Linked DNA regions of Homo sapiens: region 2 is linked to region 1. Evidence: read pairs that join two places in POLR2A ChIA-PET (ENCODE). Cell type or tissue: PC-3. All regions are shown on one strand. Each heading gives the region's core, and the rest is flanking DNA. Links, peaks and the distances in the headings are about the cores only.

What was found. ChIA-PET counts read pairs that join two places held together with the same protein. Peaks named below come from ENCODE experiments on the same cell type or tissue, not always from the same donor. Only the 100,000 strongest peaks of a DNase experiment are listed, where the experiment ranks them.
Region 2: POLR2A ChIA-PET joins it to region 1 with 5 read pairs; 1 of 35 experiments calls an interaction of 5 or more read pairs at or near these places.

The regions. Positions count from the first base shown.
Region 1 is chr13:86,565,609-86,573,379 of GRCh38, reverse strand. No RefSeq gene overlaps it. Among named protein-coding and RNA genes, the nearest start is that of LINC00430, 340 kb to the left of the region's middle. In PC-3, for the core only: no CTCF peak of the experiment used is centred there; a DNase peak (open chromatin) is centred at 3,189; H3K27ac peaks cover 2,456 bases.
Region 2 is chr13:87,089,576-87,097,346 of GRCh38, reverse strand. No RefSeq gene overlaps it. Among named protein-coding and RNA genes, the nearest start is that of LINC00430, 180 kb to the right of the region's middle. In PC-3, for the core only: no CTCF peak of the experiment used is centred there; a DNase peak (open chromatin) is centred at 3,756; H3K27ac peaks cover 1,153 bases.

The sequences.
Region 1 (7,771 bases), core at 1,661-5,660:
GCAGAAAGCTATTTTTTCAGAAGAGCCAATTAATTCATGTTGAATGAAAGACTGAAAACCCACCATTTTGCAAATTACAATGCAATAACTAATTAGTGTATTAATTATAAATGGAAGCTAATGGCATAAATGGAAAGATACTGAGGCATAGCTTATTCACAGTGTTTAAAAGTATCAATGCATTAATTATTTTCCAATAACAGAGAAAAAATATACATACAAAATAAGGAGCTAAGACACAGTTTATGCAACATATAGAAAATTAGACACCGTCTGAATACAAACTGTCATCATGTGTCTGCTGATTTGAGGCAGTAAGAATTATACAACTTCATTATTAGTCACTGCTATTAAAGGTGTATAAAAAGACTCGGATCATAAGAAAACATTCAGATAATTCTAAAATGTGGGACATTCTATAAAAAATAATGCCAATGAATCAATGATATAAAGACAGACAAACAGAAATTCCCAAGGGTCAAAGGGGATCAAAGAGATATAGGAAACACAATGGCAACTTCCATTATTTCTTGAATAGGGAAACATAATTGTTGTATTTCTCTGTGTGTGTTGCATTTTTGGAACTATTATGAACCTTTGTGTATGGATTGTATATTAATTACACAACATTATCATTATAGAACTATACTTGATTTTCAGTTATAATGTTAATGGTATTATTTTATGATATCTATGCAGATGTATTCATGGTTGAAGTGTCAAAATATCTGCAACTTATTTTCGAACACTCAGAAAAAAATAGAACATTTGGAGAAAAACAAGAAGAGAGAGAAAAAGAGAAATTTTATCTTCTGAAGATAGCTTCTGTGACACAGTTTTTGAAATTTCCTCAAGTTTCTTCAACTCCTCTCCAAACGAAAACAAGTTAAACAACTATAGTAAAAAATATTGTAAAACATACATTTATAACAAAATTAAGCAAGTAAGTATCCCCAGTGCACTCCAAATGATGCAAACATGTGGGTCAAACCACTAAAAGCAATCAGAACCCTAGGTTATTATCAACGGTTCAGCAGAAACAGGAAGGAAGGCAAAGTGACTCATGATAGCCTCACAAATCTACAACAAAGAGTTACCATGTAATTTGAGAGACCATTGCTCCTTCTAGTAAGCATGGAAAGCCAAGCTGAGAATAGCTGCTCCAATAAAGAGAGGCTTCATCTTCAAGGACAGGGCACAATTACAGTGGGAAATATGTGAAACTTCTGGATCCTATGAACTCTCAAACTTTCTGAAGGTCACTTCCATTTGAAAGCTATACATTGAGGAGAACTTGTTAGGAGTAGAACCTGAATTCAGCAGGATAAGGCTGAAGTGAAAAATATGTATATATAACAGCAGTTTTCAGACACTGGATAGCAGACATCATAGAAAAGTAATTCCTGATAAAAGTGAAAATAAACAAGATGAGCCCTCCTGTTCACCAAGCTCACAACCTAGAGGTGATTAATACGTTTCAGGACAGGGAAGAAGAAAGCAGGTTCAGCTCAGTGACTTATAGAGACCGAGTTCGGTGTTTCGAGAGGCAAAGGTGTCTAGAGATTACAGACAAAGAACAAATAACAGAGCTGTAAGAGAAAGTTCTGTAGAGAGTTTCAGAGGATGCCCCATGAATCTCTATCTGAGTAGTAATTAGCACATGGGTATAAGGAACATTGCCAAGGCCGGGAAAGGAGCCACCCAAATGAAGTAGGTGAATCAACTCCTGGCGCTCTCACAGAAATAGAATATTTTTACCATGCCAGGTGAAAATAAATACACAATACAACGAACTTCAAGTAAATAATCAGAAGAGTATTACCTCAACAGTGGAACAGAATTATTAGTAAACTGAAGGCTGTTGTGTTGTTGGAATCCTGCCTAGCAAACCTGTGATACAATCCTGCCACAATCAAAGATTTTCCAGTAACTTGACCATGTTAAAGGACAGTGCTCAAGTTCTCCCAATGAGACATAGGAATGTGAATAGCCCTAGTTGTTGCTGTTTTAGTTAAATTTGTAGTTAACTTCCTCTAATGAGGAAACCACCAGATCTGGGTATCTTTACTGGTAAATTCTAGTAAGTATTTAAAAAGGACATAGCACCAAACACACACCCACATAAACTGTCACACACTCTTATGCAGTTTATACCAAATATTCATTCCTTACTAAAATTCATTTTTGTTATTAGCAACATTAGCAGAGGCAGACCACCAAATCTGGGATTTCTCCATGGTTCTGACTTCTATTATTTCACTTTTTTTTTTTCAATTCTCTCTCTACTTCGTCCCCCTTGTAGAAGATATCCAATTTGTCTTCTTGTTTCTTGCTGGTGTTTATTCGTTTTTGTTAGTTTGTTGCCTTGTCTAATATTGCTAATCATTCTTATTGGTTTGATCATACCTTTATAAAATTTACCCTCCTTTCCTATCTGCTTATCAGATTTTTCCACCAAACAAATGCAAGAGTTTACTTAAATATAAAAAATTCACCTCAACTACATGCCTTGCTAAAATTATAAAACCGACAGTGTGGAAAGGAGAAGCAGAAAGAGATAGTAAGATACAGAGAGATATTAACTGAAAGTATTGCCTCTTTATTTTAGCATACCATAGGCGTATGACATGAATTTTCATCAATAACATCTTCGACTTGTATAATAATATTGTATTATATTATAAACTCTAAAATAAATGGGTACATCTAAACCTGAATATTTTTATATTATAATACAGTAAAATAGTCATTTTACTGTATTATTTTACTGACTATTTTACTGTATTATAATATAAAAATATTCAGGTTTAGATGTACTCATTTATTTTAGAGTTTTATTAACTTGGTGGATTCTGAATTTTTGATATTCTTTAAAGTAGCAATTGTTGAAAATATAGACTATTCTCATTGTTACTTACTTATTGATTAAAGAAGAAACTGTGGGTTTTGGGATAAGTCAAATTCTCCTGTCTATTTATTCGGAACATCATTCTTTTCTTAATTATACAGGTCATAACTCTTGTATTTCTCCTAAGGTTGTGTTTTGCTTTAGTGAATAAACAATTATAATTGTATTCTGTGATAAATGTTAGAACTATGAAAAAAAATGATGAGACAAGACTTCCCAAACTACTGAGGCTTGTAAAATTAACTCTGGGAATTTTTGGTTTGCTAACTCATGACAACTCCAGATGACCAATGTGTCAAATAATGGTGATGCTTAGATCCCTGGAGTCATATGTTTAACAAACAAAAATATGTAATCAGATCTCTAATGTACTGATTTATACTGTTTGTTTTATCTGATTGCCTGTGTAGTTTAACATTATTAAATGATGTTTTTTATTTATTTTTGAATGTTAAATTTAAAATAAAATTTCTGATTACATGAATAGTACAAAAAATATGTATTTGAAATGTGACAATATCTTTAAGTTCTACAAATAATAAAACATATGGTAGTCAGAAATTACACATCTTTAAAAAATAGTAGATATTTTAACCAAAATCAAAAAATAATTTTTTTAAAAAATTAGCCAGGTGTGTTGGCGTGCACGTGTGGTCCTATCTACTTGGGAGGCAGAGGTGGGAGAATCACTTGAACCTGGGAGGTCAAGCATGCAGTGAGCCACGGTCATGCCACTGCATTCCAGTCTCTCTGACAGAGTGAGACCCTGTCTCAAAACAAAACAAAACAAAAACCCCACCATCTTGATTCATTTTTATTTAATAATTATTAAGTGTCTTTATGCAATTTCATGATTGTGCAAACATCATAGAGAATACTTACATAAACCATGATGGTGTGGCCTACTGTATGGTATAGGCTATTGCTCCTAGAATAAAAACCTATACAAAGTGTTATTACACTGAATACTGTAGGTAATGGTAGCACCATGGTAAGAATTGTATATTTATATATATCTAAACAAAAAAAGTACAGTAAAAATATAATATGAGAGATAAAAAATGGTACACCTGTATAGGTCACTTATCATGAATTAAATTTGCAGGAATGAAAATTGCTCTGGGTGACCCAATGAATGAGTGGTAAGTGTGCAGGCCAAAAGCATGACTGTACACTACTGTCAACTATGTAAACCCTGCACTCTTAAGCTACACAAACTTACTTTTAAAAATGTCTTTAATAATATGTTGAACTTAGCTTACTGTAACTTTTTTATTTTATAAAATTTTTAACTTTTTGACATTTTGTAATAATACTTAGCTTAAAAAACACACGTATTTACATCTGTACAAAATATTTTTTATATTCTTACTTCTAAAAATGCTTTTATTTTTAATATTTTAATTATTTTTTACTGTTTAATCTTTTTTGTTAAAAACCTAGACACAAGTATATACATTATCCTAGGCCTATACCAGGTCAGAATTATCAAGATGTCACTAGGCAGTAGGAATTGTTGAGCGTCATTATGTTCTTCTGGGGTGACTGTCATATATGGAGTTCGTTGTTGACTGACATGTTGTTATGCAGTGCATGACTGTATTTATATTATTCCCTGTTTCTGTTGAAGGAAAGATAAACATAATTACATAGGAATAATAACCAAGACATATTCCATTACATGAAGAAATTAATACTACTTTGATATTGCATATAAAACAAGAGACAAATAAATGTGTAGACAAGCCAGTTTCCTTGATTATAAAACACATAGCAAGTTTTGCTTTATTTAAAATATTAATAAAAGTTTAAACAAGGAAGATGCATGAAAATGTCTTAAACTATAAGCAGGAAATACATATAAATTATAGCAATATATAATGTATATTTGTCACTGCATTAGATTTCAAAGCCAGAGAGTAAACATAATGAAAAATGTGTAAGGTGATCTAAGTGTACCTACATGTAGTATGTTTTCACTAGGTATTTCAAATAATTTGACAAAAGCTTAAGTCATCCCAGTCAAAGAAAAAGACAAATCTTCTAAGATTCCACTAATATGAAGTTTCTAAAGAAGCAAAACCATAAAGACAGAAAGTGGAAAGGTGGTTACCAAGGGAGGGGGAGAGGGTGGATTGAGTATTAGTATTTAATCGTTATACAGTTTCATTTCTAGAAGTCTGTTGCACAACTACATGAATATGCTTATTGATATACTTAACAACTCTGAAATGTACACTTAAAAGAGGTTCATATGGTAAATTTATTGTTTTATCATGATTTCTTAAAATACATTAAAATTTAAGGGTAAGATACAATCTGGGAAAAGTATTTTTAATGTGCTTACCTGACGAACAATTTATATAAAGAATATACAAAAATTCTGCAAATCAATAACCAAAGCCCAAAGATAAAATCTAGAAAAATCCTGGCAGTTTCTCAGAGTAGAGGAGATGGAGTTCCACTCAAACTCAACTTCTAGAGATGAAAACTATAATAGGACAATCAGATGGAAAATATGCAGGAACGAATGATGGTAGAAAAGACATTGAAGAGGAAAAGAATAGAGGACTTGAAGATGCAGCAATGGAAACTATCCAAAGTGAAACAAAAGGGGGAAAATACTAAAAATAGAAATCAGTGACAAAGAGAGAACTTCAAGCAGCCTAATAATAATGTTTCCATAAAGGTGGAGGTGTACAAAAAAAATCTGAAGCTATAGTCGTCCAAAATTTTCCAAATTTCATTATAACTGTAGATACAAAAATTTAAGAAGCACGACCAATCCCATGTACGAGAATCATAAAGGGAACTGTAACAAAACACGTCTTAACCAAATTGCTTAAAACAAGTAAAAATAGAATGTCTGTCAAAAATGGAGAAAGAAAAACACATTCAAGGAAGATGAAAAAAGTTAAATGTAAGAGCAGATTTCTGGTTAGAAATAACACAAAATAGGAAACTATTGATTAATATCTTTAAAATATAAAAAGAAAGCAATCATACTAAAATCCTTATGCAGCAAAAAATATATTTGAAAGACAAAGTTTAAATAAAGACATTTTCAGACACATAAAACATGAGAGATTGATTGAGTCTGTCATGCAAGCCGGAAGCCAGGGGCTATATGGCTCCACCTGGCGGTTCTGGAGTCTTAGTCCACAGGTACTGGTCTGGAATATCGGGCCATGGGGTCAGCTTGGTACTGAGTTTTACTGTGGTGGGCCCAGTGTCTGGGACCAAGCAAAGTCCTGTGTTCACTTCCCCCTGCTTTCCCCAGGCAGTCAGTATTTTTCTCTGGGCTTGCTGCCTGGGATTGGGGACAGGCCATGTAAAACTGCCCTTCCTTCCTTCTTCAATGATTCTTTTCTTCTTATTTTTCCACAACCAGGTACTGTGATCTCTCACCTGGTTTCTTTAGCTCTTGTGAAGATACTTGTGTATGTGGATAGTTTTCCAAATTGATATTTCTGTGGGGTGAGGGTGGCATGGACCTCATATTAAGCTTAATGAAAAGAATGCAGAGGTGTCTATATGAAAATTGGTGCCTATATGAAAATTAGTGTCTTAGTCCCTTCCTGCTGCCATATTGAAATGCCTTAGATTGAATAATATATAAATAATAGAAATTTCTCACAGTTCTGAAACAGGGAACTTCAAGACCAAGACTCCAGCATATTCAGTGTCTTGTGAAAGTACACTATGCTTCAAAGATGGCACCTTGTTGCGGCATCGTCAGAAAGCAAAGTGTAGGTGCCTCATGTAACAGAAAGGCAAAAAGGGACAGAGGACCTAGCTATTTCCTCTAATGCTTTTACAAGGTGCTAATCCCATCAATGAAGGCAGAGCCCTCATGGTCTTATCACCTCTTAAAGGCACCATCTCTTTATACTGATGCATTTGGGGTTAAGTTTTAATATAAATTTTGGAGCGGACACGTTTAAAACCATAAAGAAGCCTCAAAGATGTTTAAATATATATCAAGTTGACTGCTATATGTGTTGAAAAAGTCTGAGAACTTTATAGAAGTCACTAAATAACTGGGGAGTCATCCTGCTTCTTTACACTTTTGAGGCTAGCTTGTTTTATATATTTAAAATATTAATTTAATTTAGAAATTAATTCCAGAGAATGTCTTCTCACTCATTTCTATGGAGTTTTGATAAGAATTCCCTTAAATTAAGTAGCCAAGGACAGCTAAGGCTATACTGAATAAAGTATAAAATGTGAATTTTCTTTTTTTAGAAGAGAATGAGCATATCATAAATTATTACTAAAATTTGTTCACATTACAGTAATATAAAATTGGCATTAAAATTTTTTTATAAAAATATTTTATGTGTGGTTACAACTGAAAGATATTTTAAGAATATTCTTTCCTAACTCAGCAAAAATCATCTAATTGTAAATTTAATAGCATCTCATAAATTTGAGTCTAACATTATAAATTTATTAATTATATTTATTTAATTTTAATAGTTTATATTTCATAGAGTTAAAGAAATATGTGTATGTGTCTGTGTTTGTGTGTGTATTTTTTTTTCATTTTATTCCATTGTATTCTAATTTGACCCCCAAAAAGAAGTCCTTTGCTAGGAAACAAGTTGTCCAATGTATTTATTTCAATTAAATGCATGATGCCTCACATGGGAAGCATAAATTAACCTAAATCTTAAACATGGCATACAATACTGTGTAAAAAGGCTGAGTTTCAAGAAGAAGAACACTAGTAAAATATAAAGTTTTATAAAATGTAATAAGACAACTTTGAATCATATATTGGAATTTTTAGTAAAGAAAATAATTTCAAATTTATGTGTGGAAGAAGAGGAAACAACATTTATTTATTGTCAAAGTTCAAAG
Region 2 (7,771 bases), core at 2,036-6,035, 520 kb before region 1:
TACTAATCAAGTTGTATATATTAAATATAGAGAGCCTTATTTATGTCAAACATACATCAGTAAAGTGATTAAAATATTATTGCTATGTGAATTAAAAGGCATATATAACTTTTAAGTGACATTGTTTGGATTTGATTAAAATCCTGAAGCCTAGGCTATTTAATATTTTGGCTCTTAATTCTTATTTTTTAGCAATATTTTGAAAAATAATTCTAGTATGTTCATTTTTTTCCTTAAAATTCTCTGAAAAATGTTTTAATTTCAAATCAAGCATTCAACACAACAATTGCATTTCCAGCACTAATATTCAAAGAATTGAACTCTCTGTGTATTCTCTTCTAAATATGCTACAAGGCATGCCAAATTATAATGACAATATCTGTTAAATTTATAATGAAAAATGCAAACATTTAATAAGACAAAACTTTAAAGCTGTTAGAACATTTTTATCTCTAGGCAATTTACTTGGAAACTTGCTGTATATTTATTAGATTGTGAGGTGAGCTTGAAATCAGAAGATATTTATGGAGTTTCTAAGCAAAACTGGGCTCAACACTCCCACCCAGTTGCTTGCTCTGCTGCTCTCTCTCAATACTAGAGGAAATTGAATCTTTGTGGATTTCTTCACAGGTATAGTGGAAACATCTCACATGTAGTTTTATCCTCTACATAGATAATTCAAATTATGTATATAAAAAAATGATCACAAGATTTATAATAAAGATAAATGTAGAGGGAGAATGAAGAAAAGAAAATAGGGAATGACCACATGGTGATTAAGTTAACTTATTGTCTTTGTTCTAACATTCCGCTATATGGTACTTTTTAAATTAATAGATCAATCGATCGATCAATAGATCAATAGACAGACACATATATACATACATACATACACACATACACATACACATATAGATACACACATAAAATCTTGCACAATGCAATGATGGGTATAAGTTGTGAACCAGGATTTTAATCCAATGCTGTGAACATACAATCTCTTAAAGAAATAAAAGTAAAAAAACAAGAAAGAAAAGGTCAAATTTTAGCTAACAAAATGTAACTGTGACATACTCCCTGAATAAATTTTCATCAAGTTACTGCTAGAAAACTATCATTTTTAATTCCAGGCTTCCCAAGCTACCTAGCATACACTGATAAATTATTGCTGTATTTTCAGATTGCTAACTATTTCTGTGGCATCAGGTTTGCCTGATTTATTATTTTTACAGGTTAACTTACCTCCAAGTTCTTGGGATAAAACTGCATATTAACGCTGTAGGACCAATAGGTCATATATATGCCTGCTATGCAGTGACACACCAATACACTGAGACAGAAGGATCTGCAGCAGAGAAAGAGTTTAATGATTGCAGGACACCTAGGGAAGAGATGGGAAGAGACCTTCAGATTCATTTCACCAAGGATTTCTGGGCCAAGATTTTTAAAATAGGATCATAGAGTGAAAGGGGCTGGAAAATTGAGTTCATTGATTGGTTAGGGTAAGGAGAATGAAATCACCCAGATTTTGAAACTTCACTATTAGGTCCGTCAGCTCCTACTGGGTCCTTCAGACCAGCTGGCATCAATGAGGTCCTTCAGATGAGCTGTTGTCCACAGAGTCCTTCAGACCAACTGACATCCGCAGTTTCACTGGTATGCAGGACGTGAAAGAATCTCTCAAAGGGGAAACTTAATGTTTCATAAAGTTCACATTGTTATCTACAGAACAGTTAAGAAGAACTATACTCTTATGATAGGGTCTGCATGATTCTGAGGCAATAGGCACTGAACGACTAACTATGAGAGACTGAGTTAGAAAGTAAGCTGACCTAATGATCAATTTGCTGAATGTGCTACAAGCTTGGTTTATTTTGGTTTCTCCCCCTTCCTTCTTTCCTGGTTAATAGTTAATTTTATAAAGTTTATAAGGATAGTTTTATTAATACTCCCAGATACTCTTCCAAAATAGATCAGTTAAAAGAACTAGTCAGTAATACAAAGAGAGAGAGAGAAAAAATGAGGTTGGAGAAACAAATAATGTCACTGTCAGTTTTCTGTAGCCAGATGTGAAGATATATGAGATATATGGCTTACCTCATTCTGCAGGCAGGAATATTTCTACTGAGAATATTCATGCATCAGACTATCAGGATTTATTATTAAAATTTTCTCCTTATTTAGATTTTATGACTATCAATCAATTATTGAAAAATGTGTCAACATCTAAAGGAAATCCATCCTCAGTGGAGAAAATATATTATTCAGATGAGAAGAGTAAGTTGCCTTCTCATTGCAAAATAATAAATTGACATTTGAACTAACTGGCATCTGAGGGCTCTGTAAGTTATTCCTGAGAAACAGATTAATTTCCAGTGTGCTGGTAAAAGCTCTTTCTGCCCCAACTCTTCTTACGAAACTGGAGACATTTTTGCTAGAGTAAAGTTGTCCTGTGACACTTCTTGGTCGACAGCCAACTTATTTCTCCTGATGACACTTCAACTTCCCCTGCTCGTCCTATTCACACTTCAACAGGTTCTACTTGATTGAAGTACCCCCTCAAGCCTGCACAAATGGAGATAACTCTCTTAATTAGACTTCTCAGCATGTGCCTGAAAACCTTCTGTGAAGTCACCAATCACAAACCTGCAAAGAAAAACAGAATCAGAGAATGCCTGCTAGTAACTTTCTGAGACCCCTCTCAACTTCCCTGCCTCCTGTCTTCTTTTAGTTTGCCTGTCTGGCTAGTCTATGTAATTTTAAACTCAAATCTTGTCTCATCTTAGACTTAATAAAAGCAGTCTCAGACAAGCACATATGAAGTAGTAAGGACTGCATTTTTGCTTTCAAGTGTAACTCCAACATTTGCTAGCACTCCAATTAGCAGAAAATTTTGTTACTTATAAATTGTTTTTCAAGTACATAAAAAAATCACTCAACATTTGGAGTGAATTGGTCAAACTCTACTCCTCTATGTTATAACAAACGTCTTAACATATAAGAAAACAATTATTTTTACTAATTAAATTCATGAGGACTTTTTAAGGGGTAAGTATATAGATAAATTGATGTAAAACTTTTTGTGCCCATATCTGTATGTTACTGAAAAATATTACTAGTCCATCATGTTGATATGGCATAAACATTTAGGGTAACACATGTTTTATTTTAAAAGAAAGTAATGTGTATATGTTTAAAAAATCCTCAGTATTTATGGACTCTGTATTTGCAAATATGCCAGTTTTACAAGTTTAACATTTATGTGTAACCCCAAAATCAACACACCTGGTGCTTTTACCATCATTCATGGATATGCGGACAGCACTGAACAATTTTAGTCACCTGACACACAGTTCCCAGCTGAAGCTAAACAAGGCAGTGCTCTACCTTTTTGTTTTAGTCCTCATACTGTAAACAAGGGTCCTTTTAAAGTACATTTAGGATTACATTTTTTTGCATTTTTGTGCTTTTTGTTGGTGATTTTCCTGTTTAAAGTGGACTCTGAGTATAGTACTGAAGTGTAATCTACTTTTCCTAAGCTCAGAATGGCTGTGATATGCCTTAAGGGGAAATGTTTTTGTTAAATAAGCTACATTGAGGTATGAGATATAATGCTTTTGGCCAGTTCTATGTTAATGAATCACCAATATTTATTAAATAAGATGCCTTTTAAAAGAAATGCACATTAAACAAGGTTATGCATTCATTGGTTGACAAAGGTGTTGTCATGGGTGTCTCACAGGACCCTTAACCTCTATTCCAGCCACAAGCACTCTTCAGTATTTACTCCTTCAGTGCTCAGCCAAATTTATAGAACATAACTACTGGGAATAACTTGAATCATCTGTAAACACACACATGACTCGAGCTGAATACGGTTTACTTTAATTAGACAGATTTTATTCATATTAATATGTTTTGTTTCCATTCACTAAGTACTTTATCTTCTATTTTCTAAATACATTTAGAAATTATTCGCAGAATTTAACTAATTAACAATAGATCATTTAATCAATATAAAGTAGACGGAAATAAAATATAGCAATATAATACAGCAATGTAAACTACTTCTTCTAGAACTTGTTTATGGATGGTTTTCCAATTACAGAGAACCTGCCCCTTCTTAGCTTTGTAAATTTATTCCCTCTGGCCACAGCTGATTGTACCAAGAGAAAAAAAAAATCTCACTCAAGAAAGACAAAAAAGGAAACGATACATAGAATGAAGCAAAATAACATGGATGCTGAAGCACTAAAATGAGTGTTTGAATTTGGCTGTTATCTCTAAAGCAACCTTCAATTTAGAGACAAACTGAGTAAGACTAACCTTATGACACTCCTCATACGTAGATTATGTGATATTTTTCTACACATTTACAATAAACTACAATTTTAGTTATTCTAATGTATACAGATTTATATTCTATCAAAAATTTTGGTTCTGCACCAGACATCTTTAGATTTAAAATAGTCTTAACAAGATTTGGGTATTACACGATGTGATATTTAAAGTATAATAAAATTGATTATGAATTTGTTATTTAAGAATTTTAAAAACATAATATTTTTGATCATTTGGTCTTCAGAAAAAGCAAAAAAATGAAATAATTTTAAAAGAAGATAAAAAATAACATTTGTATGCAGCTTGAATTATTTTACTATTTACTATCAGATTATGTGCTGTCAGATACTATCTGAGCATCAGCATCTCAAATATGAAATGAAAGAGGAAATGAATTGCCTACTTACATCAAAATATTGATGTTGCCTGTAATTAAATAGGAGCAGTACGATATAATTGCATGATTTTGAAAGCATTTATTTGGTATTCCCAGTAGCTTCCCTTTGAATATGTAACTTACTGTAATTGATTAGAAACTGAGTTGTTCATACATTCATCTTACTTACCTTAGAAAGGTAATTGTTGGTAGTGGAAAGAAAATAGACATAGGCTAGTGCAATTAGGAGTTTAATAAATGGACATCTGACCCTGGCAAGTTATTTCCACTCTGATTCAGAATTCTTGTTTCTATGATGTACCAAATAGAGCTAATTCTTATTATATACACACCTTTCATCTATTTTAATAAATTCCCTCTCCAATTTTCAGCTGGACAAATTTAATGTATTGTAAATAAATACATATTTATAATCTCTTATTTTAAGAGGGATCATTATAATAATAAGTTCAGGCTAATAATATATAAGTAGAAGTATTTTGTTACAGTTTAAACTTTATAAAAATTTCAGTACAATACTTTCTCATTCATACTTTCTCCTTGTTTCTGTCTGAAATTAGAAACTAGACCACAGGGTCTCTAGTAGATTCAGAGTTGTGCTTTCAGAGCCACTCGTCAAGGAAGAAGGAGTTATCCTTCCACCTTAGAGTATTGCTCTCTTGGGAGGACGTAAGTCATCTTGACCAAGATCCCACCACGTTTTCATAGCACCCTGCATTTAGTGAGCGATTAATGTGGGTAGAAAGCCCCAGCCTCTTGATCCAACACTGGACAACTCTGAAAAGCTATTATAGCTACAGAGCTCCCTGTACTGTGAGAAGAGACCTTGTTGTAACAGCTTTGCAGCCAGATTTATCCTCTGTTCAGTGCTGCTTCCTCTCCTTCCTACTAAGACATATATCCTAAGAGTAAATGCTAATAAATTTCTTTCACACCCATCTTTAATTCCGAGTTGATTCCAGGAAAACCCAACTGGCAAGATGTTAACTGTCAGAATGATGTCACCCATCAAGCTCAAGAAATGGAACCTAAGTTGCTAAGAACTTTATGTGGTAGAAATGTTATAGCAGTCCTGGAAGAAAAATAAAATGTATCTTGTTTACATCTTTTTATTATAAAGCTCTATTATTCACAAGCAAACATAATCTGAAAAAGTTAATAATCATTCAACATTGTTTTAAAATATTTCAAAGACTAGCATTTCCAGCTTACATGATATAGTGTTTGGGGTGGATATAGAAAATGATCAGTGAAAATTCCCATTCTTATATCTCTCTATTCTTTCTTTTATTGCTGTCCATTGAATAATTTTTGGAATATTGATTGTAATTTTAATATATCTAATTTTGTAATAAACCTGAGTAATTTAAGGGATTCAATTTTTCTTTACCTGAAATCATATTTATCATTTTTATAAATATAAAGCAAATATATTTGTGAATAGTTTTTATTAAAATTTAGAAAAATGGACTAACTTGATTTTTAAACCAATAAGTTAAATATAAATAATATGAACTGTAAGTTTAAATAACTTGATTTTAAACCATCCCTCTGTCACTTATTAATTGTGTGACTTTGGACATACTGCATGAACTACAAATCTATACTTCTTCACCTATAAGAGTAGTAAGAAAGTTACCTTCCATTAAGGTGTTGTTGTGACTATTGAGGTAGATCCAATATATAGACCTCATATATATACTTATATATACTTCATATAAAAAAGCTGTTAATTGTCACTATTTTAATGTCATCCCATTCTCAACTTTACTGATTGGTACTAATTTGTGGGATACAAAAAATTATTTTCTAATCAAAATTTTAACAACTCTTCCCAACTTTAGAACTTTTGCCAAACATATATTATTGTATATTCTTGTGATTTTGTATGCTTAACATGTGTTGAATCCATCATTAAGCTTTCAAAGAATGGTCTGATTACTACATTTAAGAGCATCAATTCCATATCTAATTTCCCAAATTACTGTCTTAAAATATTACTTGTTTCTTAAAGACTCTTTCTCTATTAATGAACTTTCAGGGAATCAAACTAAGAAAAAAAAAAGGCTCAGTGTTAAAAAGTTAAAAGACCAGAACTGGTAAAGCAATGGAAATATCATTATGATTGAAATAGGTCGGTTTATTGAGACTAATTGCTTTTTAAAAGTTAATACAAGATATGTACACATTTAAAATTAGATGCAGATGTATTTTTAAACCTGTGTATTCCAGACAAGAAAGAAAATACATTGAGCAATGAGTTGGCCAACGTTTAAAAACAGGACAGCCACATCCTCAGAGCTGGAAGGCACTCTGATCCATAATCGTGTATTTGATCTCAGTGTTGAAAAAAATAAGTTTATTTGAAGGTTTTTTCCTTCTCATTTCATATTCCTGCCTTTTAAAAAATTGCATTGAATGATACTGATATTGCATAAAGCAGATAGCAACAAGAAAAGAGTGTAAAATAATAGTTTTGGCTATTCTTAGTGATCTGATCATTGTCTGACTTTGAAATAGTTTAGTGTCAAATTTAATTGTTTTTCTGTGTTAATGCATGTATCTTTTAGGGAAGTCAAGCGATAGAAACCATACAACAATTTGACAGAGAAAAGTTAACATGTAAATAATAACTACAGGTTAAATGTGAATTATTAAAAGAACACTAATGAATAAAAGAATATCAAATATAGGGAAGAACCACTCTCTTGAGGGCTGAAACAGAGGAAACAAAGAAAAACAAATGAAAAAGCTCCTTCAATTCCAATCAGAACCCGAATTTCAGACTGTGTTGAAGAGTTTTTGGCCTTGAGTTACTGGATGGGAAAGTCATGGAGGTACCATAAGTTAGGACAACCAAGCAGTGAACAATCCTCTGTTGTGCTGATTAAATTAACTGAAAACCTTGTGCAGAGATGCTTAGGAAAGCCTAAGGACATTGTTGGAATTCTGCTTTCTGACTTACCATGCAACTTGCCATGAACTCAGGGAAACTCACTGGGAAGCCGTTTCCTGAGGAGATGTTGAAACAGG